7 separate regions of the Mus musculus genome follow, and all the other regions are linked to region 1. A link is a contact called in ENCODE Hi-C data. All regions are on one chromosome and are shown on one strand. The core of a region is the stretch at or near the end of the contact, and the rest is flanking DNA. Distances in the headings are between cores, read along the strand shown. Region 1 holds the start of Gsdma (gasdermin A). Region 2 overlaps Tbc1d10a (TBC1 domain family, member 10a). Region 3 holds the start of Lif (leukemia inhibitory factor). Region 4 overlaps Gm11958 (predicted gene 11958). Region 5 holds the start of Hormad2 (HORMA domain containing 2). Region 6 overlaps Mtmr3 (myotubularin related protein 3). Region 7 overlaps Ascc2 (activating signal cointegrator 1 complex subunit 2).

What was found. Hi-C counts contacts between places; a loop is a spot of excess contacts on that map.
Region 2: a loop to region 1 is called in a map of regulatory T cell, with 16 times the contacts of the local background. The contact joins the enhancer-like site here to the promoter of Gsdma in region 1. A Hi-C loop is called at or near these places in 3 of 37 maps with a recorded cell type or tissue (T-helper 1 cell, T-helper 17 cell and regulatory T cell).
Region 3: a loop to region 1 is called in a map of T-helper 2 cell, with 10 times the contacts of the local background. The contact joins the promoter of Lif here to the promoter of Gsdma in region 1. A Hi-C loop is called at or near these places in 2 of 37 maps with a recorded cell type or tissue (T-helper 2 cell and regulatory T cell).
Region 4: a map of T-helper 2 cell shows a loop between it and region 1 (10-fold over the local background). The contact joins the enhancer-like site here to the promoter of Gsdma in region 1. A Hi-C loop is called at or near these places in 3 of 37 maps with a recorded cell type or tissue (T-helper 1 cell, T-helper 17 cell and T-helper 2 cell).
Region 5: a map of T-helper 2 cell shows a loop between it and region 1 (34-fold over the local background). The contact joins the promoter of Hormad2 here to the promoter of Gsdma in region 1. A Hi-C loop is called at or near these places in 2 of 37 maps with a recorded cell type or tissue (T-helper 17 cell and T-helper 2 cell).
Region 6: a map of regulatory T cell shows a loop between it and region 1 (15-fold over the local background). The contact joins the enhancer-like site here to the promoter of Gsdma in region 1. A Hi-C loop is called at or near these places in 4 of 37 maps with a recorded cell type or tissue (T-helper 1 cell, T-helper 17 cell, T-helper 2 cell and 1 more).
Region 7: a map of T-helper 17 cell shows a loop between it and region 1 (10-fold over the local background). The contact joins the enhancer-like site here to the promoter of Gsdma in region 1. A Hi-C loop is called at or near these places in 2 of 37 maps with a recorded cell type or tissue (T-helper 1 cell and T-helper 17 cell).

The regions. Positions count from the first base shown.
Region 1 is chr11:98,662,663-98,666,004 of GRCm38, reverse strand. Gsdma (gasdermin A) reads right to left here and starts at 1,654. Exons shown (of 12, transcript NM_021347.4): 1 at 1,567-1,654.
Region 2 is chr11:4,202,461-4,205,802 of GRCm38, reverse strand. It overlaps Tbc1d10a (TBC1 domain family, member 10a), which reads right to left. Exons shown (of 9, transcript NM_134023.1): 2 at 1-46. Among named protein-coding and RNA genes, the nearest start is that of Castor1, 14 kb to the left of the region's middle. Within about 2 kb of position 1,873, at least 3 of the 3 ENCODE cell types and tissues checked have a DNase peak (open chromatin) inside an H3K27ac peak, as active enhancers do.
Region 3 is chr11:4,255,964-4,259,305 of GRCm38, reverse strand. Lif (leukemia inhibitory factor) reads right to left here and starts at 1,738. Exons shown (of 4, transcript NM_008501.2): 1 at 1,618-1,738.
Region 4 is chr11:4,290,376-4,293,717 of GRCm38, reverse strand. The region is part of intron 2 of Gm11958 (predicted gene 11958); the gene reads right to left. Among named protein-coding and RNA genes, the nearest start is that of Gm11958, 6.6 kb to the right of the region's middle. Within about 2 kb of position 1,879, at least 2 of the 3 ENCODE cell types and tissues checked have a DNase peak (open chromatin) inside an H3K27ac peak, as active enhancers do.
Region 5 is chr11:4,439,351-4,442,692 of GRCm38, reverse strand. Hormad2 (HORMA domain containing 2) reads left to right here and starts at 1,611. Exons shown (of 11, transcript NM_029458.1): 1 at 1,611-1,816.
Region 6 is chr11:4,544,577-4,547,918 of GRCm38, reverse strand. All of the region lies in intron 1 of Mtmr3 (myotubularin related protein 3), which reads left to right. Among named protein-coding and RNA genes, the nearest start is that of Mtmr3, 49 kb to the left of the region's middle. Within about 2 kb of position 1,742, at least 1 of the 3 ENCODE cell types and tissues checked has a DNase peak (open chromatin) inside an H3K27ac peak, as active enhancers do.
Region 7 is chr11:4,677,194-4,680,535 of GRCm38, reverse strand. It overlaps Ascc2 (activating signal cointegrator 1 complex subunit 2), which reads right to left. Exons shown (of 20, transcript NM_029291.2): 16 at 1,191-1,284; 17 at 984-1,105; 18 at 354-453. Among named protein-coding and RNA genes, the nearest start is that of Gm51883, 22 kb to the left of the region's middle. Within about 2 kb of position 1,590, at least 1 of the 3 ENCODE cell types and tissues checked has a DNase peak (open chromatin) inside an H3K27ac peak, as active enhancers do.

The DNA.
Region 1 (3,342 bases), core at 405-2,904:
CCTGGTAAGGACTTTGTAAGAGGCTGTCACCAGGCTTCACTCCTAGAGTAGAGGGGAGACAATTAGAGCATCTGGATGTTGGATTTGGAAGGAGCCCACGGAGTCCTTCTTTTGTGATGGACAATCCCGAGCTCTAGAGTTCACATGGCTGACACAAGATGCCGGCTTTTCCCTTTGCCAAGGGCTCTTTTCTCATTCCATGTTCACTTCTTCACAGAACAGAGCCCAGTTAGAGTCTGTCATCAGCAAGGGAAGGGAAGTGTCCTGTCACACTAAGGGACAGTTGAAACTAGGACCTGTGGACACTAGGGAAAGAAGCAACCGCACTGGGCCCAGGAGCCTGGGCAGTCAGAGCTGGGCAGCTTCCCCAGTTGCCCTTTCCTTGGCAAGGCTACACTTGTTTGCACCCTCCATTTCCTTCCCACCCACCTCCTAGCAACACCAGTATAAGTGGGCAAATTTCCTAGTTCCTCTCTCCCAACTACTTCTTTGCCTTTGTTAGTTCTGCTTACGATATATCCCCTTTCCAATAGAAAGAATTCGTATTTGTCCTATAAGACTCAACTGAAGGACTGGAGAGATGGCTCAGCAGTTAAGAGCACAGACTGCTCTTCTGGAGGTCCTGAGTTCAAATCCCAGCAACCACGTGGTGGCTCACAACCATCCATAATGAGATCTGAGCTACAGTGTACTTATAATCAATCAATCAATCAATCAATCAATCAATCAATCTTTGGACTCTGAGCAAGCAGGACTGGAGTAAGAAGGAAAAAAAAAGACTCAACTCATGTCACCTGCTCACCCCTTTACTCCTTTGGGCATTTTGGTGACTCTGCCTGCATTCCCAAGGCATCTTGTATATCCACTTCTGAAACACCTGCTAATTCATCTTGTTACCATCCATCTGTTCACCTGACTGCCTTGCCTACTCAACTGTGACTTTCCTGAGGGCAGGAAATGGGCCTGAGTCACCTCTACAGCATCAGCACCATGTCTGGTAGAAACAAGGATAGAAAGAGTGAGCTTGGTCCTGGGAGACATGCTGGAGGGAGAGGGACCAAGAGGATGTGGGGCCTGCAAGGATCACAAGTTTGACAGTTTAGGACTCTGTCTTTGAAGTCGAGGTATCTCACCTGGGGATCCAGGAGACACACCCAGGTTTTCCTGGTGGGTGGAAGAGATCAGACACATCAGCTAGCCTCCATGGGCCTCACCTTTCTGTAGTACTTGACAGAGGCAGGGAAACAGGAAGGAGCACACAGAGATGTTGGGGCCATCCTGCCATCTACAATATACTTTCCAGCCCTTGTTCCTGGAAGGGTTGGGATGGCCTATGTCCCTCCAGAGACCAACTGAGTGTACCTAGAAGGACCTACCCTTCACCAGAGTGGCACTCAAAGGGCTGCCTCTCTTCTCTCTAAGGCCTACTATGAGTCCTACCCCCAGTAAAATGCAGGGAGATTTATGGCCATGATAAAGGATAAGAAATCCCATGCCCATTTGGCCCCAACCTTCCCCTGGTTCCCCAGAATGTCCCCCTGCCTCCTCAGCCATCATTGATCTTACCAGGGAAGGGTGATGCTGGATCCTGTCTGGCAGCTGGTGTGTGGTGAGGAACCAGAGCTCGTTCTGTCTATAGGGTGAGGGAATGACTGGCTGTCCTTTATCAGGACTGGCTGCTTTATGCCTCCATGGAGGCGGGGATGTAAGCTCCCACAGACCCCGCCTCCCACAATGACCCCACCCCTTTTTGTTCCACTTCCAGGAGAACAGCATCAACCTGTTTGAAGTGCCCCGCCTCAGGTCCTGTGGGGGTGGGTAAAAAGATGCCAGGCAGGTGTCTGTGTTGCTGGGGCTGAGACAGAAAGAAGGGGGACTGAAAGTTTGCTTATAGACTGGGGAGGAAGGGAGGCAGTGGGAATTGGCTGTGTGCGTGTGTGTATGCACTTATGCTTATTTGTGTGTGAGTGTGCATGTGAGTGTGTGTGTGTGTACTCATGCATGCGTGTAATTGTGTGCAGGGGTGATACAGGGTGGATCACTGCCCTGATGTCATCTGGAAGCACCTGCCATTCATCTGAGGCCTTGTGGAAATGATAAGTGATAAGAAATCCTGTATGTTCAGGGACTACAGGCAGCAGAGCAGCTGAAAATCTGCCCTTCAACTTTGTATGCATCAGCCTGCTGATTCTTACCTCTCTCTATGTGTATATGTGCCTTGGCTACACATGCATAACTTGGTACCAGTATGCACAGAAGTCTGAGGAGGCAGGATAGAGTGAGCTCATATGGCCTTCTATAATTTGGAAGCATCTCTAAGTATATGGAATATATGCTCACACACAGGCAGAGGTGGATCTCAGCGGTGAGATGACGGACAGCCCAGGATGTATGCTGTGGGCGTTCAGCTGTCTCCCTGTAGGTCATTCAGGAACTTTCTCTCTCTCTCTCTCTCTCTCTCTCTCTCTCTCTCTCTCTCTCTCTCTCTCTCTCTCTCTCTCTCTCTCATGTTAGTGCACTGCTGCTCTCTTCAGACATACCAGAAGAGGACTACATATTCTATTACTGATGGTTGTGAGCCACCATGTGGTTGCTGGGATTTGAATTCAGGACCTCTGGAGGAGCAGTCAGTGCTCTTAACCTCTGAGCCATCTCTCCAGCCCCCATTATCTTATTAAAGTTGCTCCTTGGAAATCACTTAAAAGAGGATTCTACACACACAGGCAGGTCTCTAAATTACAATTTATGTGATTTACTGCAAGGCCATATGAAGAAGCAGTTTCCTGGAGATTTCCTTAGGGACTGGTAGGAGTGAGGAAAGAGTCTCACACTCTGCAAAAATATCTTTAAAACTTTATTACTTTACTTTCTCAGAATCCTTCCACACTTTGTTCTGCCTCTCTGGTCCCCATCCTTCACCCCTTTTCTTTCCTCCATTCCCTTCCACTTCTCACCTGGCACAGCTATCAGCATCTTAGACAGACAGCTCTAGCTCCTGTTTGCTGTCAGGTGCCCATCCCCCTTAGGAAAGGTGGAGTTGGGTTCTTGGGTGTGTGGGATGGTTTTGTTATATGACAGTACAAGTGCAGAAGTGTGGTATTTGTGTTATACAAATCTGTTTTTCCTTTCCCCCTAGTTTTCTGTCTCTGTTTCTTTAAACCACTACAATGTAGGGCATCTGAAATCTTGTATATATAGTCCAGAGGTTGTGTGAACACCTTAATTAGCTCTGCAAAGGTGGCCCAACCAACCATTACCTCGGTCAGACATTTGGAAGTCTCTTCCTAGAGTGTGCCTTCCTCTGGCGTGTGATGACCAAGGTTTCTTGTCTCATTCGTCTTT
Region 2 (3,342 bases), core at 624-3,123, about 94 Mb after region 1:
CTTGGACTCCCTCTGCCTCAGCACCTCCAGGGGAACTTCCTCCAGTCTGTGGATCAGAGGCCAGGGTATCAGATGTGTCAAGAGAAGCGAAGACCCTGCGTTTAGCCCCAGCTAGCAACCTGGCCAGCCCAGCAGCACAATGCCTGTGTCTGTATACCTCCTTCAGGTCTGTAGACTCATGGTGCCCTACTGCAGATGAGCAGAGTGCTTGCTACCCCAGCCACAAAAGTCACAGGCCAGATACAACAGGGGCAAGTGCCTGTTCTCCTGACGTGTCGGGGGCCAGGGATACCGTGCCTCTCTGGGCAGAGACTGAGTATGTGCCTTTGCACTGGAGTTGAGCACTCCTGTCCTGGGCCTGCCTTAGTAAATAAGCCTCTTCAGGGGGCCAGCACACTAGGAGGAAAGCTGGATGAAAAACTAGTCAAGCAAATACATAAATAACATGCTTGCCCCTTCACCTGAGCCAAGCTGGTTACTCAGACTTTCCCCAATTACACCCTTGCTATTCCCCATCACCCAACCTCCACGCATGCCAAACCCTTGGCTGGAATGCTCCCTGAGTGTCTTCACGTGCTAAAGTCATACAGACACTTCAAAGTCCCTTCAAATGCCACCTTCTAACTGAGCAGCTGTGTCACTTCTAAACAGGCTAAGAAGACTTGTCCCCAGGCCCCTTGTGGAATTGACATTTGATGGGTACTGATCAGTCCAGGCAGATCAGCACCAAAGAAGGCAGAGGTGAGCTGGGAAGGGACCCTGTCTTAAGTAGAAAGCAGAATCACCTCGCTCCTCCGTGAGGCTTCTGAAGGGGATAAGCCCTGAGGATGCCCGCATTCACACAACTCTCAAAGGCAGAGAAGAAAAGGAGACCAACATGCAGGCGTTCTACAGATGCCTTCTCATCCAGCCTACAGAGTGATGGCAAAGCGGACAACCATACAACACAAACTGTGCATGCACAACTCTCTCACATACAGTTTCCTCAGATGCACTTTAAACTATTAGGTTATCAAAACCTTACATTTGTCTATTGCTTTGTTGTGCTTTTGTGAAGTTTTTTGTTTGTTTGTTTGTTTCTTCAAGTTAGACAGTACATGGTGTAATGAGAGGTGGCTCAGTGGTAGTGTACTTGCCTAAATTGCCAGGCACTCTCATCAATTCTCAACACCACCAGAAAAAAAGAAGGAAAAGTAGTATTTTATAAACTGGACATAATGTCAGCTCTCTGGAGGTAGAGGCAGGAGTTTAAGGCTAGCTGGGAAAGATGACATCCTAAATAAATAAACGGCTGGAAAGATGGCTCAGTGGTTAAAAGCACCAGTTGCTCTTCTAGAGGCTCCCCAGGGTTCAGTTCCCAGCACCCACAGGGCAGCTCATAACTGTGTAGGTCCAGGGGGTCAGACGCCCTCACACAGACACACATGCAGGTAAAATACCAATGCATGCAAAATAAAAACAAGTAAATCATTACAAAAATTTAAAGTACTTGACAGTATTAAGAAAAGATTGGTGTGAGGGGAGAGGGAGCAAGATGTAAAGTGAATAAACAAATAACTTAAAAGAAAGAAAGAAAGGAAGAACTAACGAACAAAAGGAAGGATTGACATGACAGAGTCTGAGAAACAGGCTCAGAGAGGTTAAATACTCAGGGAGAGAATCCTGCTCAGAGTCAAACAGAAAATCAGTAAAGAACCTGGAACTCAATTCTAAGCCAGATCCTCTATAGCCTAAAGATGAGATTCAGCCCAATATGCCTTTCCAGACAGGGACACGGGGTGGGAGGCACTTGAGGCAGTTCCAGGGAGCTCTTGGGAACAGGACATGGTAGAGCTGGGCCTGGCCCAGGGTTGGAGTTTCTGATTCTCTCTGCCGGAAGGAAACATGTTGCTGTGACTTTTACTGGTTGCAAGAACAGAGGGAGGGGCCCTGGCAGAGCTGAGGCCTCCAGGACACAAAGAGGCAAGTCCTCTGGTTCAGTGCACTTTATCTGGGGAACTGAGCCTGAACTCAGCCTTGGAACAGGACAGCTGAGAAGGAGCTTGCCTAGGATAATAAACTGGGCCCCTCAACAAGGACACAAGTCACTGTGCTCCAAGCTGCTATCTCTCACCATCGAGAGGCAGAACCAAGACACAAAGACACTTTCTTTCTTTCTCTCTTTGATATAAAAAAAAAGCAGTGCTGAAGCCTTGAGGTCAAGTACATTACCAAAGGATATACGTGTTCAGGCAACCCCCGAATACCCAAGAAGCAGAAACCAAAGGACACTACACCCCCAGACATGATGACATTTATATCAAAAACAGTATCCGAGTATGCAACAAGTGAGGGATGAGCCTTCTGGTTAACTAAACAGAGGGTAGGGCGCTCGCAAGAGGCAACAGGAAGTTTTAGTAGTCATGAAGGTGATAACATCTGATTGAGCCCTCTTCGTAGATAACAAAACTAAGGCTCAGTCAAGATGAACCTTACAACTGAAATTGCTAGTTGCCAAAGACTCCACACATGATTAAATCCGGCCTGTATGACACCTCAACCCTGGGGTCTAGTTTTGTTGGTAAAATATGACTGTGGGCCTCAGAGATACCTATTCGTTCAAGTGCAATCAGAGAGGAACATGCTGAGAGTTCTTTCAACCGACGTCAGCTGATAGCTTTGGCAGTTTCAAAGCCCCAGTATCAAGCATCAAACCAGAATTCAAATAGGGTAGAAAACAAAAGGTCATGTTCCTAGATTCTAAGTCAGCGCTGGTTCTAGGCTTTACCAACTATGAGGCAGGATCTCAGAAAGCCAACAACTGATACTGCTCTCAATGTGTATATTAATCAGAAGATATGGTTTATCTTATTATTTTTATTTTTATTTTTGGGTTTTCGAGACAGGTTTTCTCTGTATAGCCCTGGCTGTCCTGGAACTCACTCTGTAGATAAAGCTGGCCTCGAAATGTTTTAAATTTAAAACCTTAAACTGGGAAATTTTTGAGGAAATACACTCATTTAAATGGCTTCTCTTCCAACAGGAGAATGTAATCTGGATATTGGCGGGGCAGAAATAGACACAGCCCCTAGACACGGAATGTCCATTTTTTAAAACTCAAAAGGTTAAATAAAGGCTCCCTCAGTAGACTCAGTAAGGACCTGTTCTGGGTGAAGGAAGTCTTTCTACAACAAGGAAGTGTTGTGGGAACTAGAGAGCTAGCTCAGCAGTTTAGAGCACTGGTTGCTCTTCTAGAAAAAACCTACGTTTGGTTCCCAGCATCCACATGACACTACCAGCTGTTTACAATTCCAGTTCCAGAGGATCCGATGCCCTCTTCTGGCATTCACAGGCACTGGTACA
Region 3 (3,342 bases), core at 489-2,988, about 94 Mb after region 1:
TTATTATAGACATCTTTATCTGGTACAGCTGCAAAGGTGAGACCCAGAGAAAGCATGCCACTTTGCCAAAGCCACACAACAAGTCAGTGGGCCATCCTTGATAATATATGCCCTGGTGCTTGTCCTGGGTTCCAAGACTTCCAAACTAGTTTGCTTGTGAAGATTCCAGAGAGGACTCGCTCCCTGAGATCCTACTGCCTTGATTAGATCCAGTCATTGACGCCGGGGGTGTGGATGGGCTCCCTCTATAACCTTGAAACCTGAACTTAGGGTTCTTTGCCCTGTAAACGCTTAGCAGCTCCAAGCCCTGGTCAGCAGCGCCACCTGCTGCCCAGAATCAGCAAGTACAGTCGGCTCGCCAGCTCGCCTGTTCAGTCCGTACCAGTAGGTGGGTGGGGCTGGATAACTGGATTTGAGGAAGTGAGTGGGTGTCTGGGGTGCAGGATGGGGGTGGGCAGAGGCCATTCACCAACACAAGGGAAGAAGGCTCCTCTTGGGGGCTTCCAGAGCTTTGTCCTAATATCTGCAAGGTGTAGCCCAAAAGACTGGCCACAAGGAGGTGCCAGAACCACATTCAGTGGTCAATGGGGCACAGCCTTGCCATGGCTCTGGGGGAGGGGGCAGTGGCCTTTTCCTGGTCCTGCTACCTGCTCCCACCTTGTCCTGACAGTTCTTCCAGGTGGGGATCAGACTGTCAACTTCGCAGGGGGCCACGGTGACCCAGAGAAGGAAAATGAACTGCCCAAATTCACACAGCAAGAGGCAAGAATCAAAGCAAACTAAACCACTTGGTTGTACAGACTAGTCCCAGGCTCCCCTTACTGTCCTGTCCCGGCATGGCATGACATGGACAGGATCCTGGGAACAATGTCCCCTCCTTTTGTCAGCCCCCTAGCAGGTTTGGAGGAACACTGACAAATTAGAGGTAAGAGCCTCTTGGAATTTTGGATGCCAAGCACCCAACGCAGGGGGCTCTTGCACAGACTTGGTTTTTGTTTTTCTCTCTTTGTCACTGTCCTGGAGCTCGGATGCGGGGGGGACGAAGACCGGCCAAGCTCCGATCTGGCCCAAGGTCAAAGGCAGAGGAGTAATGACCTTGGCTGATCAAGTTCCCCAGAGCACCCATGATGGTCCCCGTGGACTGCTGCAGCCCATTTTGAATGGACAGGGACGGCCCTCCACTGCTCCATCTACCGGAGGGTAAATGAGGCCTCTGCAAGCTCAGAACTCTAGAAAAAGAAAAGGGATTTGAGTCCCCTGGGGATGCAGAAATCATGACTGCCTTTAGAATCAGGCTGACCCTACCACGATGGCACAATGCAAGCCTGGAATCCATGTGCTCTCTCCACTGCCCTTTACCCATCCTGTGAACTTTAACCCACGGGACACTTCCACAGCTGGTCTCTCCAGCTTTGCTTGGCCATCCTCCAAGAGAGACTTCCAAGCCTGACTTACAATGCATCCATTACAGACAGGGAGAGCGAATGCTGGAGGGTTGTGTGGGCCAGCAGGTGCCCCTGATCCACAGGGGAGCAACTGATGGACCATCTACCCTCCTGGGGATAAGTGTGGGGTGCAGCAGTGCCCCTCCGCCCTGCCCCCTCAAGGGAATCCTACCGTGGTCTCGCAGCCCTCCACAGTCTGCACAGTTGTCCAGTCTTCAGGGTGACACCATCGTTGTTGGGCCCCTCTGCTTCCCTCTCCTCCTGAGGCTCCTCTGGCGTTGGCTCCTCACCCTGCCCCCCACCTGACTTCCGTCTGAAGTTGGTGGCCTGAGGCTCCCCCCACTTCCACCCCACCCCCAAGCTGAGGACCAGAGAGGTAGAGCACCCACACCACAGATGGAGCCTGACACGGTGGTGGGAAAGGTGTTGTTAGAAGGAGAAGCAGGGCTGGGTGTGGGGAGGGGGCGTCCCTGTACTTGATGCCCCTGGGCTGCGTGGCAAAGCCACTATGGCCTGAGTCACAGCTGACTGGGCCGCGCCTAGCCTGTCTGGGTGACCCAAGCCAGCATAAGGCAATGACTGGGCAGCTCTCCTCATGACCAGCTGGGGTCAACCTTAGGTGTTTTGACTCAGACCTGCCACAGGCTGTGTGCACAGCTACCATCCTCTGTCTCTGTCCCAAGAGCCACAGGCCTATAGCTGCCCCTGTCCCAGCCCCCACCTCATAACCCGGGGAGCTACCTGGCCCTTCTGATCTGCAATCAGCCCCAGGCTTCAGGGCCCCACCTGCTGTGGGACCTTCGTCCCTCCCTGGACAAGCCCTGCCCTTGGGAATACTCCGGGAAGCAAGGAACTTTGTTGCCTGTGCTGCTGAGGGCCTCTTGATTCTCTGTGGACTGTGACCTTTTTCTTGGTGCTACAAGGAGTTCTGTAGACTGCCTGGGCAGGCTTGCCATGGACGGCCAGAAGATGGTTGGGGACAGGGACTAAGAGAGGAGAGATACAGAAAAGAAAAAAGAAAAAAAAGCAATCAAGAAGGGATTAAGGAAGGGACTGAGAGAAGGAGAGAGGGAGGAAGGGAGGAAGGGAGGGAGGGAGGGAAGGGAAAGGGGGGAGGAGAGTAAAGTATAAAGAGAGGGAGAGAAGGAGGGACTGTTGACAGTTTTCAAACCTGCCTAGAGCAATATTAGTCCTACACTTTTCCCAGGAAACCCTGTTTTAGGGAAGTGGGCTCCAACAACACACAGTGCAGAGGCAAAACTGAGGCTTGGCCTATGAGTAAGATAAGGGCAGAGGTCACAATCTTTTCACCTGTAAGGTCTTCGTCTCTCACTGAAGAGAAAAATAATCACGCTAAAGTTGGGATGAAGGGGTGGAGTGCAGAAATGTCTTGGTGAACAGTACTCCCCTTTAACCTCTGTAGGGCCCAGGACACCAGGACCAGGTGAAACACTGCACACATAAAGTCATTTTAAAACTGGGGCTGGGCGGTGGCGCACACCTTTAATCCCAGCACTCAGGAAGCAGAGGCAGGTAGGTGGATCTCTGTGTTCAAGGCCAGCCTGGTCTACAGAGTGAGTTCCAGGACAGCCAGAGGAGAAACTCTGTCTCAGAAAACAGTAATAACAACAACAACAACCTGGGACAGCGGTTAGCAGATGGCTCTGTGGGTAAAGTGCTTGATATGCAAGCCTAACCCCCTGAGCTTGAATCTCTACATGGCAGCAGCCTCTGACCCCCAGGACTGGGAGGCAGAGACTGAGAGATCTCAGATGCATGCTGGCCAAGCAGCCTGGGCAAATGTCAGTGTCTAGATTCAATGAGATACTGTGTCCAGAAAAATAAGGTGGATGCGGCTGGGGAGATGGCGCAGTGGTTAAGATATTTGCTGCTCCTG
Region 4 (3,342 bases), core at 630-3,129, about 94 Mb after region 1:
CCCCACCCAGCACTGGGAGAGCACTGGACCAGATGGCAATGGTACAGCACCTGCTCCCACCCTTAAAGAGCGTGTCATCTAGCAAGGGGAGCCGTTGGTTAGTGACTGTAGCAGCCAAGGAAACAAAAGAGAACCAAGGCTCAGGAGATTCCGGGAGGCAGGTCCATAGGAGATGGTCTGGAATAGTCTTCAGAAAGCCACTTCAGAAGCTGAATTGGGACTGGGAGACTCCTCAGAAGGTCTGTTTCAGATGTGCCTCAGGGCTGGAGCCAAAGGGGCTATGGCTGGCAAGTTGGTTATTGTCATACTCTAAAGGCTGACGTGTGACTCCATGCCCAAGGGCTAGAGACCCACAGACTACACACCCAAGGGTGTGAAAGCTAAATCAGGGTACATGCCACCCACCAGAGGACAAACCCTTCCAACAGCATGTCTGTGAGACCTATTCCCAACTGTAAATGTGATCTTTGTAAAGCAGGGTCTCCCTCAGTTGTTCAGACTGGCCACAAGCAGAGTTCTACTTGTCTTAGCCACCTTTAGGACTAGAAATTCGTGTGCACCAATGCGCTTGATATGCTCAGCCTTTAAAAGTAATTATGCACAGTTTGGGAAAGGCAGACTATACTCACTTGCGCCTGCGCACACTTCGCCCTTGCTCAACAGGCAGCAGAGCTGAAATCACTTGGTAGCTCACCCTTCCAAACCTCGCTTTCTTCATCCTCTGATAAGGCTTAGTCTGAGTGCTATAAAAAGGGGACATGGGAGTGGGGGTGTCCAGGGACCAGGGAGGTCCAGGATGACCCTGTGGAGAAAATGGAATTTGGACTTGGCTTTCCAAGAAGGGAAGAGTTTGAAAGGGCCACAAAAAAGGGGGAATTCCAGACTTGGGGAGCATCCCAGGGAGTCCAAAGGGCTGGGAAGTCAACGTGACCTCCTGTGGCGCCTCTGCCACAAGCCAGCTGCTATTATATATAACACATGTTATCTCAGTAACTCATGGGTGGAGCCCAGAGTCCCCTCTGCTGAGGACGGAAACAGAGGTGCCTGTACCTATTGGTTGCAATGGGGCTGTTTAGACCCAGGGCCAACTCATGCCCAAGGAAAGCAGGAGAGGGGTGCCTTAAGGGGGGACCAGTTCTTGGGGGTGGGGCTCCTTAGTTCAGTGGCATGGACACTCAGGGGCCTGAGGAAGGAGGAGCTGGGACTTGGAGCAGGGCCAAGGAGGGGCATGAGGAACCCTCTGCCTGCTTAATCCTGTGCTACGTAGGATATTATCAGCACCGTGCAGAATCCGACAATCACCACACAGACCAGCCACCAATGTCACAAACCAGAGAGAGATAAAGCAGCCCTGGGCACGAGGCTCTGACTGTTGCTGACCAAGCAGAAGCCACCACAAGGACAATGGCCAGTTTGAAAGGAGGTCTCCCTGGGACCCAACTCTGGAGCTGAAGAAGGAATATGTCCGGGAGAGTAGCAGCATGGATGCTCAGAGGCCCCGGCATCCATGCAGTACCTTTGGCAGGGCATTGGACCCATTCTGGTCCAGTTCTCAGTCCATGGCTCACTGGCCATGTGACCGACCGTAGGCCGATGACATCACCTCTCTGAGCCTCAGTTTCCACAACCTTAAAATAATGACAGCAACATCACCTTTCCTGTCCGGAACTGTGTCCAGCCAGCCTGTTGCCATTTTGTCCCTACCTCTCCCTCTCCAGTGTTCTCTCTCTCTGGCAGATAGCTTCTCTACACTGCCAGACATCCAGGGCCTTGCCAGGTCAGAAGCTGAGTCAGAGCTCGGTCTACTGAGTGGCTGCTGGGTGCAGGAGCCCACAGAGCCATAGGAATCTCCTCCAACTCCCGCCTGGCAGCCAGTGGTTCCCAGGCCCCTTGGGCCAGATGGGAGGGAGGAAGGGAAGTTCCGACAGGGAGGCTCCGACTTTGCCAGCTTAGGCTTTTGTGCTCTGGAATGCCAGGCCAGGCCGGTTTGCTCTGCCAACGAGAGGACTGGTCTCTCCAACAATAATGTTTTCCTCAACTTTTTCTACAAAGCATCAACTGCTTTCTAATTCAAACCATCAGGGGGAGGCGTCCTTGAGCTGAGTCTTTGACCACTGCAGAAGGAAGCAGTTTTGCAGGCCGTGGCCGTGGCCGTGGGGTTTCTACACTTGATCTTAGCCAGAAGGCCGAGAAGCGATGCCGTGGGGTTTCTAAATAAGATCCTGAAATAACTGCCTTGGCCTCCTCATGGCATGCCAGTCTGCTCTTCCTGCTACATTCTTGCCACCTTCATGCCACCCTCATGCCACCCTCATGCCACCTTCATGCCACCCTCATGCCACCCTCATGTCATCCTCATGCCACCCTCATTCCACCTTCATGCCACCCTCATGTCACCCTCAAGAACCATCAGACAAGCCTTTGGGACAAGTCTGAGAAATGGTCAGTGCTGTTGATGTTTTCTGTGCCAGCAGCTACACTAACATTGTATCTACACTGTATGTACATTGTATACTTCACCTCACCTCGGTGCTGGGTATTTCATGATGCTCCCAGCCCAGGACCACCTCACTGCCTGGCCTCATTGCTCCGCAAACAAGGTTGATCCATTCGCACTACTGACATGACTAGAATCCCAAAATCACATTCTAACTTGACGAGCCATGAAGTGGGGGGTACCCCAAGACCCATGTACTCAGCTCCTGGGGGCATGGCTCCACGCTGGTGCTATGGGGCACTGCCTATTGGTCCTCCCACAGTTGAAAGTAGAGATGAACTGCCTGCTAAGTATATGGTGAAGAGACATGAAAACTAGATCCATGCTAATATGTGTTCACCAGTATTCACAGCAGCGCTCTTCAGGGAAGCCAAAATACACCCGCAGGCTGCGGAGGGAGAATGCTCGCCCAGCATGCATGGAGCCCTGGGTTTGATTCCCCGTACACTATGAACTGGACATGGTAGTGTGAGCCTCTAATCTCAGCATTCAGGAGGTGGAAGGAGGAGAAATCAGAATTTCAAGGGTGTTGATGGCTGCACAGTGAGTTCAAGTCCGTGAGATTTTTCTCAAAAGAGAAGAAAAAGATTACCTACATAACCAGAGGAAGAGACTATGTTCTGTCCCTACAATAGAATGTTATCTAGCCAGGAAAAGAAGGAAGCCAGCAGTGGTGGTAGCACACACCTTTAATCCTAGCACTCTGGAGGCAGAGGCAGGCAGATCTCTGAGTTCAAGGCCAGCCTGGTCTGCAGAGTGAGTTCCAGGACAACCAGGCTCCTCTACACAGAGAAACCCTGGTTCTAACAACAACAACAACAACAACAAAGAAAGAACAGAAAAAA
Region 5 (3,342 bases), core at 362-2,861, about 94 Mb after region 1:
AAGCATATGATAATTAGGTTAGTGTGTGCACATGTGTCTGCAGGCACACAGGCATGCATGCATGTACTGGTCAAATGGACAGAAGCCAGGGTCATTGGGGAAGAGGGAACTTCAGTTAGAGATTGCCTCCATTAGATTGGCCTGTGAGCAAGTCTGTGGGGACATTTTCTTGACTGATGTGGGAGGGCTCAGCCCTCTGTGGGCTGTCCTGTGTTGTGTAAGAAAGCAGGCTGAGCAGGCCTGAGGAAGCAAGGCAGTAAGGAACGTTCTTCTGTGGCCTCTCCTGCAGATCCTGCCTCTAGGTTTCTGTCCTGCTTGAGTTTCTGACCTCTCTTCAAGATGCTGTGTAAGCTGGATGATAAAATATGCCCTTTCTCCCTCCAAGTTACTTTTGGTCATGATGTCTTTACTACAGCAAAGGAAAACAAAGACAGACAGGCAGTATAGAGGGGAGTCTGAGGGTCCAACCAGGAAAGTTAATTCTGAGACTTGGAATGGACCTTTAAAACCAAATAAAAAGTTACTTCTGGAAAGTACAGGATCCAAGCAGAACCTAGTTGGAAGGAGGGACTGCTGGCAGTCTAGAAACCATTTTGATTGTGAAGATTGGAGGGAGGGGCACTAACTATGGCAAAGGTTGAAAAAATCTAAACTATTTTTACCTGGATTGTGGTTTATGTTAGGTCTCAAACCCAGACAAATGGCTGAGGTGCCTATTTAACATATTAAAGCAGACATGGCCACCAGGTTCTCCCAAGCATCTCTCAGTCCAACCAGGGCCTTTCTGTCTGGCAAACCTTGTCCCTACCCTGAACTCTCCACCTACGGGCTGGGGTGCACTTCCCTATATAATCCAACCATTTTGGTTACCCCCCCCCCTTTTATTGCCTCCTGGTCATTGCACCCGGTTCCCCTTCTCCTCTTTCTCATACCTTGCTCCCTCTCCTCACATGGCTCAGGGTCATCATGACCACTCTGGACTCTCCTAGGTGTCTCTGCTTCTGGCTATGTCTCCCTCTTGCTCCCTAGTGTACACACACACACACACACACACACACACACACACACACACACGAGAAAGGCGGGGATGGGGATGGGGGTGGGGCTAAGATAGGTGAAGCACAAAGAAAGGTTAATATAGGCAAGTTTTAGCCGCATAATTAAACACTACAGTAGAAGATTACAGTGGGGTCCAAGTCTAGGAAAGAGACTTGCAAAGCCCCCAGGACTGCAAAGCGCTCTGTTTGAGTCCAGGCCCTCCCAGGCTCCAGCCTCAGATCTTGGAGAACCCCCATCAGGTGTACTGTTCCCATCAGCCATGCCCTGCCTCTCCTCAGTTCTGGTTATGTAGGTGATCCAAGTGGGCGTCCCCTCACAGTCCGCAGTCCTCGAAGGCTCCAGGAGCTCCCCACACCAAGGGAACGCAGGCTCCGCCCACAGCCCGGGTGGGTAGGCTGCCTGCTGCCCTATTTTGCATATTCATGAGGTAGAGCAAGGCCTGCTGAGGGGCCAACCTTAGACTTAGGCATGAGGAGACTCCTGTGGCCCTGGCCGGAAAGTCGTAAAGCCGAGGGGTGGGCTTTGCCAGGAAAAGCCGTTGGCCTCTGCTGAGGTAAAGGCCGAGGGGAAGGCCTCGCCGCGTGTTCACACGCGGGGTCTCCGGAGGAAGGCGTTCGGGTGGGTTCTGGGGTCTTCAAGTTCACACTTCTCTGTTCTTTTTAATTGACTGGGTTCATCTGTGGAACTCGCCAGCCCTCTGAGGAGAAGTGTAATCGTGTAATCGTGGCGGAGGGCCAACGAGGACCGGAAGCTTCAGGTATCATGGTTGCCTACTCTGGACGGTGAAAAACTTCACACGTTAAACAAAGAGCTGGTGGCGATGCGGTGGCGAGGAATGAACTGGTAGACCTTGAATTTCCATCATTTTAATAGCTGAATGATTTAGGCCTTTTTTAAAAGTTGGAACTGGAGATCACTAAATTAAGTGAAATAAGCCAGACCCAGAACGACACATAGTCAGGTTTCCCTAGTGTGTGGAAACCTGATTTAGATGCACATATACATGATAGGAGCATGAATGGGCCGTGTAGTACGTTATCTGCTCACCTAGTGAAAGCAAAGTGTAAGCGTGGTTCTTGCCCCTAAAAGGTGGTAGATTTTATTAGGACGATAGCCTAATTTCTCCTTCATCAGACCATTCATTTCTTGAGGCAAAGACCATATTTAACTTTTTGTAATCCCGTGTTTTACCTGGAACAGTGCAAATTGCACAGTAAACGTTGAATATATGGATTAATGGAACTAGCATGAGAAATATATTTTTAAAAACCAAAGAGCGTGAACAAATACCTAATTAATACAGTAGGAACCGCTTAGTCCGAGCAAGCATGAAGTAGCAGAATTATCAGGGACAAATGGAATTTGTGAAAATGGTGGCTAATAATTTATTGACGTACGCTCAGCAAAAGGTTTAACAGGGAGGACTTGGGCAAACCAAATTCTCTTGCTGATCTTCAATTTTTTTATTAAAATTTGATGGTTTTTGTTCGTGTTTTTTTGTTTTTGCTTTTTGAGTCAGGTCTGTTTGTTTGTTTGTTTTTGTATTTGTTGTTGTTGTTGTTTTGAGACAGGGTTTCTCTGTATAGCCCTGGCTGTCCTGGAACTCACTTTGTAGACCGCCTGCCTCTGCCTCCCGAGTGCTGGTATTAAAGGCGTTTATTAAATCCGGTTTGAGTCAGGTCTTTGTGTAGCCCTGCTGTCCAGGCCTCCAACTCAGAGATTACCTGCCCCTCCCTCCTGAGTACCACCCCAAAGGTGCTCGCCATATAGCCCAGAGCATTTTACTTCTCTCTGTGCACATCTGTGTTTTCATACACCTGGAAATTCGTGTGCATTTGGAGGTCAGATGTTAGTGTCTATTACCTTCTTTGCTTGCTTAGTGTTAAAAAATGGTTTTTATTTGTATTATTATTTTTTAACTTGTATAGGTGTTTTGCTTTATGTATGTGGGGGCCTAGTGCCTACTGAGGGCCGAAGAGGGCATCAACTTTACTGGGTCTGGTGTTGCAGGCAGTTGTGAGCTGCAGGTGGGTGCTGGGAATTGAACCTGTATCCTCTGGAAGATCAGTCTGTGCTCTTAACCACTGAGCCATCTCCCCAGCTCCTTTACCCTTTTTTTTTTTTTTTAAAGACAGGAACTCTCATTGAAGCTGGAGCACTTAAAAAAACAAACAAACATACAAACAAACCTTCAAAAATACCAAGCTCAACAGATATAATTTTACTCTTAATTTAATTCACAATAAGTAGTCACATACACAAAATAGATATAATATACTATGT
Region 6 (3,342 bases), core at 493-2,992, about 94 Mb after region 1:
GTGGTATGTGGTTATTGGAGGTTATTGGAGTTTTTATTGGCTTGTTTTCAGAAATATGAGTAGCCCCCTACCTAATTGCCAGTATATAAATTTTAACTAGGCCAGTAGAAGAGTAGGCTCTTTTTATTGCACACAGTCTTTACCTTGTGTGTTTTATTTCTTTGAGTGCGCTCTTTTCTGAATGCGTTTATAGACTGGAGAGGTATACCGTTTGTTTTGTATGTGCTAGGTAAGTACAGCAGGTTAAAAACACTTTTTAAGATTTATTTATTTTAATTTTATGTGTGTATTGGTTTGCTTGCATTTCTGTCTGTATACCACATGCTTGTCTGGTGCCTGTAGAGGATAGAAGAAGGGATCCTGTCCCCAGAATTGGAGTTACAGAGAGTTGTGAGCCACAGTGTGGCTTACAATTGAATCCAGGCCATAGGTAAGAGTGAGAAGTGCTTCTGAGTTATCTGCTTAGCCTCAAGCACAGCAGTTTTTAAGTGTGATGACATAGTTCAAAGTTTATTTATTTACTTGTTTGTTTGTTTGTTTGTGTTTCTCTGTGTAGCTCTGTCTGCCCTGGAACTCTATAGACCAGGCTGGCCTTGAACTCAAGAGTTCTGTCTGCTTCTGCCTTCCAAGTGTTGAGATTGAAAGTGTGTGCCTTTACTGCTAGGCTTAAAGTTTAAATTTTTATTTTTAATTTGTAGGCTGAAAGGATGGGTATGCATTTTCATTGAGCTTTCTGGTCCTTACCTATTTTAGACTGATGCAGATTGAACCCATGGCTTCATTCATGCAGGGAAAGCACTTTACCAGCAAAACTGAATCCTTGTCTTGACCATTTTGGTGCCTGTTAACGATACATAAAATTCAAGACTCAATTCACAAAAGGGGCAAGCAACTTTATCACTCCTAATACAATACTTAAACGTGATAACTAGTGTACAGATCAGCTTGGTTTAGAGGACTTTTTTTTTTTTTAGTGTGATTTACTTTCATACTTTTCCTGGAATTTGTGTTTAAAATGTCAAGTGTCTAGAGAAGATAGGAAAATAAGACATGTTATTTAACATGGACATAGTTTGGGGTTTCCTTTAGCGAGCTGACCGCCAGATTAGGCCTTTTGTTTTTCTCCCTTTTTATTAGACAACTGCTTGTTGAGAGAGTTAGGGAATATCGTTCGACGTTTGCTTTGTGGGAAGATTCAGGAGCAAAGTGTGCTGGTATAAGCGGTGTCAGTTTGGCGGGTTTCAAAACTACATTGATGGTTTTATAAATTTTTTCTAGAGCTTTAGTGGCCTTTGAGACTGTATTTGTCTTTGTAATTTTCTTTATTTCTCTGAATATGTAAGAAACTGTTATGATATAAATACAGTATAATGTAATTTTTTAGAAAATTAAATGGTAAAAGGTATAGGAGTTCTTAATTTAACCATTATTGCAGAATCCTTTTGAAAACCTGTTTATCATAGGGACAAGTATTTTAAGTCTTTTACCTAAGAAAATCCACTTAAATTTTTCTTCTGAATAGAGTGGATAGATTTTGTGGTTTAATGTTAAGTAAAATGTTAAGGCAGGCGAAGTCATTATAAACTTACTATTAAGTAAATTTAAGTTTCCATGACATTCTGGAATTTGAATTGTCTTTCTGTTTTTTAGTAGAGTATTTGATCTGTTGTTGAGGTGGGGTGAAAGAAGTGGACAACAGCTCCAGCCGCTTCTGTCCTCTGTGCCAAAAGGTAACTGAGAGCAAGTGCCAAGTGCCAGACGTTAGTGTGTGTTAGGAAGGTTGCCTTCCCAGAGGTAGGTATGCCTTGGAACTAGTCAGAGAAACAAAAGTCAGGAGACTTTCCAGTGCTACAGATAGTCTTTCTGATCTGTCCACTGAATTATAAATAACAATCAGCTCTGACACTTAGATAAATTGATCCTACATGGCTTTTAATTACATTAATTTCTAGTGATTCCATGCTAGATTTCCTATCATTTTTTCCTTTAATAATTGAGATTTGAACAGTCTTAAAGAATAATTTTAGGGTCTGGAGAAGTGACTTAGGAATTTAAGAACACTTGTTGCTTTTCTACAGGACCTGGGTTCATTTCCTAACAGCTGTATGGCAGGCAGCTCACAACCATCTGTAACTCTAGTCCCAAAAGATCTGAAAGCACTCTTCTGACCTGCATGGGCTCTGTATGCACATGCTGCACAGACAAACACACAGGAAAATATCCACACAAATAAAATGAAGAGGGGAAAATTGAAATGATTCTATTTACTCTGTGTGTGTGTGTGTGTGTTTATATACGTATGTGTGGCTGCCTTCAGAGGCTGGAAGCAGGCTTGGGTCGACTGGTTGCCCAGTGTGGGCACTGGGAGCTGTCCGTCCTTGTGATTGAGCAGCAAATGCTGTTAGCTGCTGAGCTCTCTCCAGTCCCAGACGGTTTTGTTTTCAGTAAATTATGCACCTCCCCTTTTAGACAATAGGGAACATTTTTTCATTTTAGATGTTAAGCCTACTGAAGTGCTGCCTTATAGTGTGTGTAGGTGTGTACACTCGCTAGTATACATGTATTAGGAAGCCTAAAGTTGACATTGTGTGTCTATATTTCCACCTTATTTCTTATACAGAGCCACTGAACCTCTCTGCCTTATGTCTCTATCTCCTCAGCACAAGTTTGTGATATCATATTAGCTTTTGAATGGGAGCTGGGGATCCAAATTGAGGTCTTTACTTAAACCACTGAACTATCTTCCTGTCTCCAAAATTGGTTTTTATTTTTTTTTTAAAGATTTATTTATTTATTATATGTAAGTACACTGTAGCTGTCTCCAGACACACCAGAAGAGGGCATCAGATCTCATTATTGATGGTTCTGAGCCACCATGTGGTTGCTGGGAATTGAACTCAGGAAGAGCAGATGGTGCTCTTAACCACTGAGCCATCTCTCCAGGTCCAGGGATGTCCTAATTTTCAGTAACAAGTACAGCCAGGAGTTATACAGATGCCATACACACCAATAATCCCAATGAGCCAAATTAGTAATGTGAGCAAGCTATTAACCATGATTTCTATAAAATACACGTCAGAAGAAACTATTTCCTGTTCTCTCTTCCTCACACTTTCACTCCCTTGCTTGCTTATTTTAAAACCACCATGTGGTTGCTGGGAATTGAACTCAGGACCTCTGGAAGAACAGTCAGTACTTTTGGGTTTTTTTTTTTTTTTTTTTTTTTTTTTTTTTTTTTTTTTTTTTGGTTTTTTGAGACAGGGTTTCTCTGTATAGCCCTGGCTGTCCTGCTGGCCTCGAACTCAGAAATCTGCCTGCCTCTGCCTCGTGAGAGCAGTCAGT
Region 7 (3,342 bases), core at 341-2,840, about 94 Mb after region 1:
CAGGATCTAGCTGGCTCCCAAGTCTCAGGCCTCTAAGTCTTTTCAGATTTTTAAGATCTGCCATCTGGGCTCCTCAGTCAACAGTGGCCCTTCCCTTCCCTAGACTGTAACGGGTAATGAACTCAGCTGCTCAGACCCAGTCTCTAATTTGTCCCTGGAGAGCCCCCTGGGCAGTGGAGGTGAGATCAAAGCCAGCAGCTCTCGGAATGGTCTGTACTTAAAAGCACCTCCCCAATCCAGCAGTTGTGCTAGGACGCTCCAGGGTCAGAGGCAGGGAGAGCCAGAGGGAGGCAGAGCTTCCCCTCTGCTCTTCACACTGCACTTCTTTTATCTGCCACCTGCCTAGGACATACCTTGGGGGCCTCCTCTTCCACCTCATCCTCTTCATCCCACTCCTCCTCCTGCACTTCGCCAGGCATTTTGGTTCTCAGCACCTGAGGGATGGTGAAGGGCCTGAGGGTTGGAAGAGAGAAAGAGAGAGATCAAAGACTGAGTCTACTTGGAGAGTGGCCTCCTGCCTCAGGGAGAAGGCTGGGGAGGCCCTGCTCGGGAAGCCAGGGACCCCACAGGGCTTTTAAAGCAGGCTTCTCTTTAGTTCCCAGATTCTTTAAAGAAAGGTCCCATGGTCTGTGTGGAGAGAGCAGGAGGAGCTGAGCTTGAGCCCTAGGGATCTCCAGTGTTTTTTGTTCATCAGGGAAGCCCTGCTTTCATTAGCAATGGGGGAATCTCTACAAGATTCTGCTGAGGAAAATGTTCTGTACTTGGGAAAAACATGCAAAATGACTTGCCAAGACCAAATAAATGCTTCCTGTGGGCTTCAGTGTGGGCGGAGTTGAAGGAGCTTGTGTGTGTGTGTGTGAGTATGTGTGTGGCACTGGGTGTGTGTGAGTGTGTGTGTGGCACTGGGTGTGTGTGTGTGAGTGTGTATAGTGGGGGTGGCGGTGGGAGTGGGAAGCCCGGCTGCCTGCGGCTTGGGCGCTCACCTGCGGCTGATGAGCTCGTCATCAGAGTCTGCATCGTTGGCGCCCACCTGGTTGCCATCGTATGTGTCGTCATACTCGTCCTCATAGTCATCAGCCTGGTATTCTCCTGGCTGCAGGGGGACCTACAACAGTACCCTCGGGGGTCAGAGAAGGGGGCAGACCGCTGATTTCCCACGCCCAGACAGAGGCCCAGGCTGGGCAGCCTACCTCCTCTACCACCACGCTGTACTTCTGGTAGCGCTGCCACTGTGCCACCACAGCCTGCTTGTCATTCACCAGGCTCCTCACGTTCTCCTCCTTCCTGGAGCCAAGGACAGCCGGGAAAGAGGGAGACAGTATCGGGTCAGGAAGGCTGTGGGGCGGGGGGTGGGGTAGGGCTAAAGGCCCAGAGAGAGGCTGAGTTCGCTTCTTTATATCTTAGGTCATGCTGAGGCTACATGCAGTTTTGTACTAAGCCCACCAGGAAAGGCCCAAGGTCTCTTGGGCAAGGCCAAAGGGGGTCTGCCTTCCTCCTCTCACCCCCTCACTATGGCAGCTCCTGAATTTCTGGTCTACAGTGCCAGTTTCCAAGTAAGAGCACCGTGGGAGGAGGAAAGTCTGCTGGTCCAACTGCCACTGTAAGTGAAGACAGATGGGTGCAGCCGAGGGGGAAGGGACACACTTGGCTCACACTGAACTGTACATCAGTGTCAGCAGGGGCTCGGGTCTCCACTGTGGCTTTGCAAACCTGTAGAAAAAACTTGGTTTGCCAGCCATGTACACAGGCCTGTGGAATGTGGTTTTTGGCCCTGCAGGGGAAAATCAATTAGAGATGCCAAGCAAGAGATTCAGCTTAGCAATGAGATCTGGTCTCTGGATCAAGAGGAGAGGGTCCAACAAAAAAAACAAGACACAGATTCTGCACAGACCTTCTAATAACTGGCTCTGGGTGGGTGGCAGGAATCTGAGTCTGTAGGAGCCTGAGACACGGTGGGATTGTAGCCTCAGTATGGTCAGTAAAGCTTTGATGCCCCATGACAATCTTTATTAAAGGCCTACTATATGCTAGGTAGCATTCTAAGACTGAGAAGGGAGGAGATTTAGAAATGGGTCAGACATATATCTGTACTCAGAGTGGAGTTGTGGGTGAAAGGCACAAAATATGCTGAATGGAGGTAGGTGTACCATGTGAAAGAGACAGAAGTGAGCCCTGACTGGTGCCCAGCATGGGTCTGGGGGCAGAAGTGAGGAAACTCTATGACAAGTGGGTATTTGATTGTACCAGGAGCCCCACAAGGGGACAGAAAGGATGCTGTATTTGGTTTAGATCTGAGAAAAACCTTAGGTAAACAGGAATCTTAGCTGGCAATAGTGACTCATGGCTATAATCTTAGCATTATAGATGCTGAGGCAGGAGAACTGCCAAGAGTTAAAGGCCAACTTAGGCTACAGAGATCCCTATTTCAAATACAAAATCCAAAGTTGGGCATGGTGGCACATGCCTGTGATCGCAGAGAGGAAGAAGCGAGAGGATCAGGGGTTCAAGGTCATGCACAGCCACACAGCTACACATCAGCTACAGACCAGCTTAGGCTACGTGAGCCCTTGTCTTTTTTTTTTTTTTAAAGATTTATTTATTATATGTAAGTACACTGTAGCTGTCTTCAGACACACCAGAAGAGGGCATCAGATCTCATTATGGATGGTTGAGAGCCACCATGTGGTTGCTGGGATTTGAACTCTGGACCTTTGGAAGAGCAGTCGGGTGCTTTTACCCACTGAGCCATCTCACCAGCCCAAGCCCTTGTCTTAAAACTACTAAACACCAACCATCCAACCACTCCAGGAATCTTTTCCAACCACCAGGATTGGGACTGTGGATCTGTGACAATGGCCTTGGCACTGTACCTGGCTCTCTTTGCCAGGTTGGGAAAGGGGTAAAAAAATGAAAGGGCTCTAAGCTTATCCAGGTAGCTGGCGAGAACAGTCATGCATCCTGAGAGACCAGATTCTGTGCTGGGCCAGGGACCAACTAAGAACCAGAGGTTTCCCCGTCAACTTCTGATTTCTCTCACCCCAGTAGTCTCTAGTTATCTGGCTCTCTGCAGGGCCAGATGTGGAAGCCACCCTCTGTGGACACGCCCTGCACCCTGGGAGGCAACAGGCAGCAGAGCAGGGCCTGGGAGTCTGTCTAGGGCACTGCACTTGGCTTCTTGACGACATTCACAGCCAAGGAGAAGAGTGGTGCAGAGCAGCTGGGAGAGATGCGGTCATAAGCCAGGCCTTCACCCAGAGACGCCTGTGGAGTCATGGCTTCCTACAAAGTAGCAGTAAGCACAGCTCTCCTGAAACCAGTCACCTTTCCTCTCCCCATCTACTC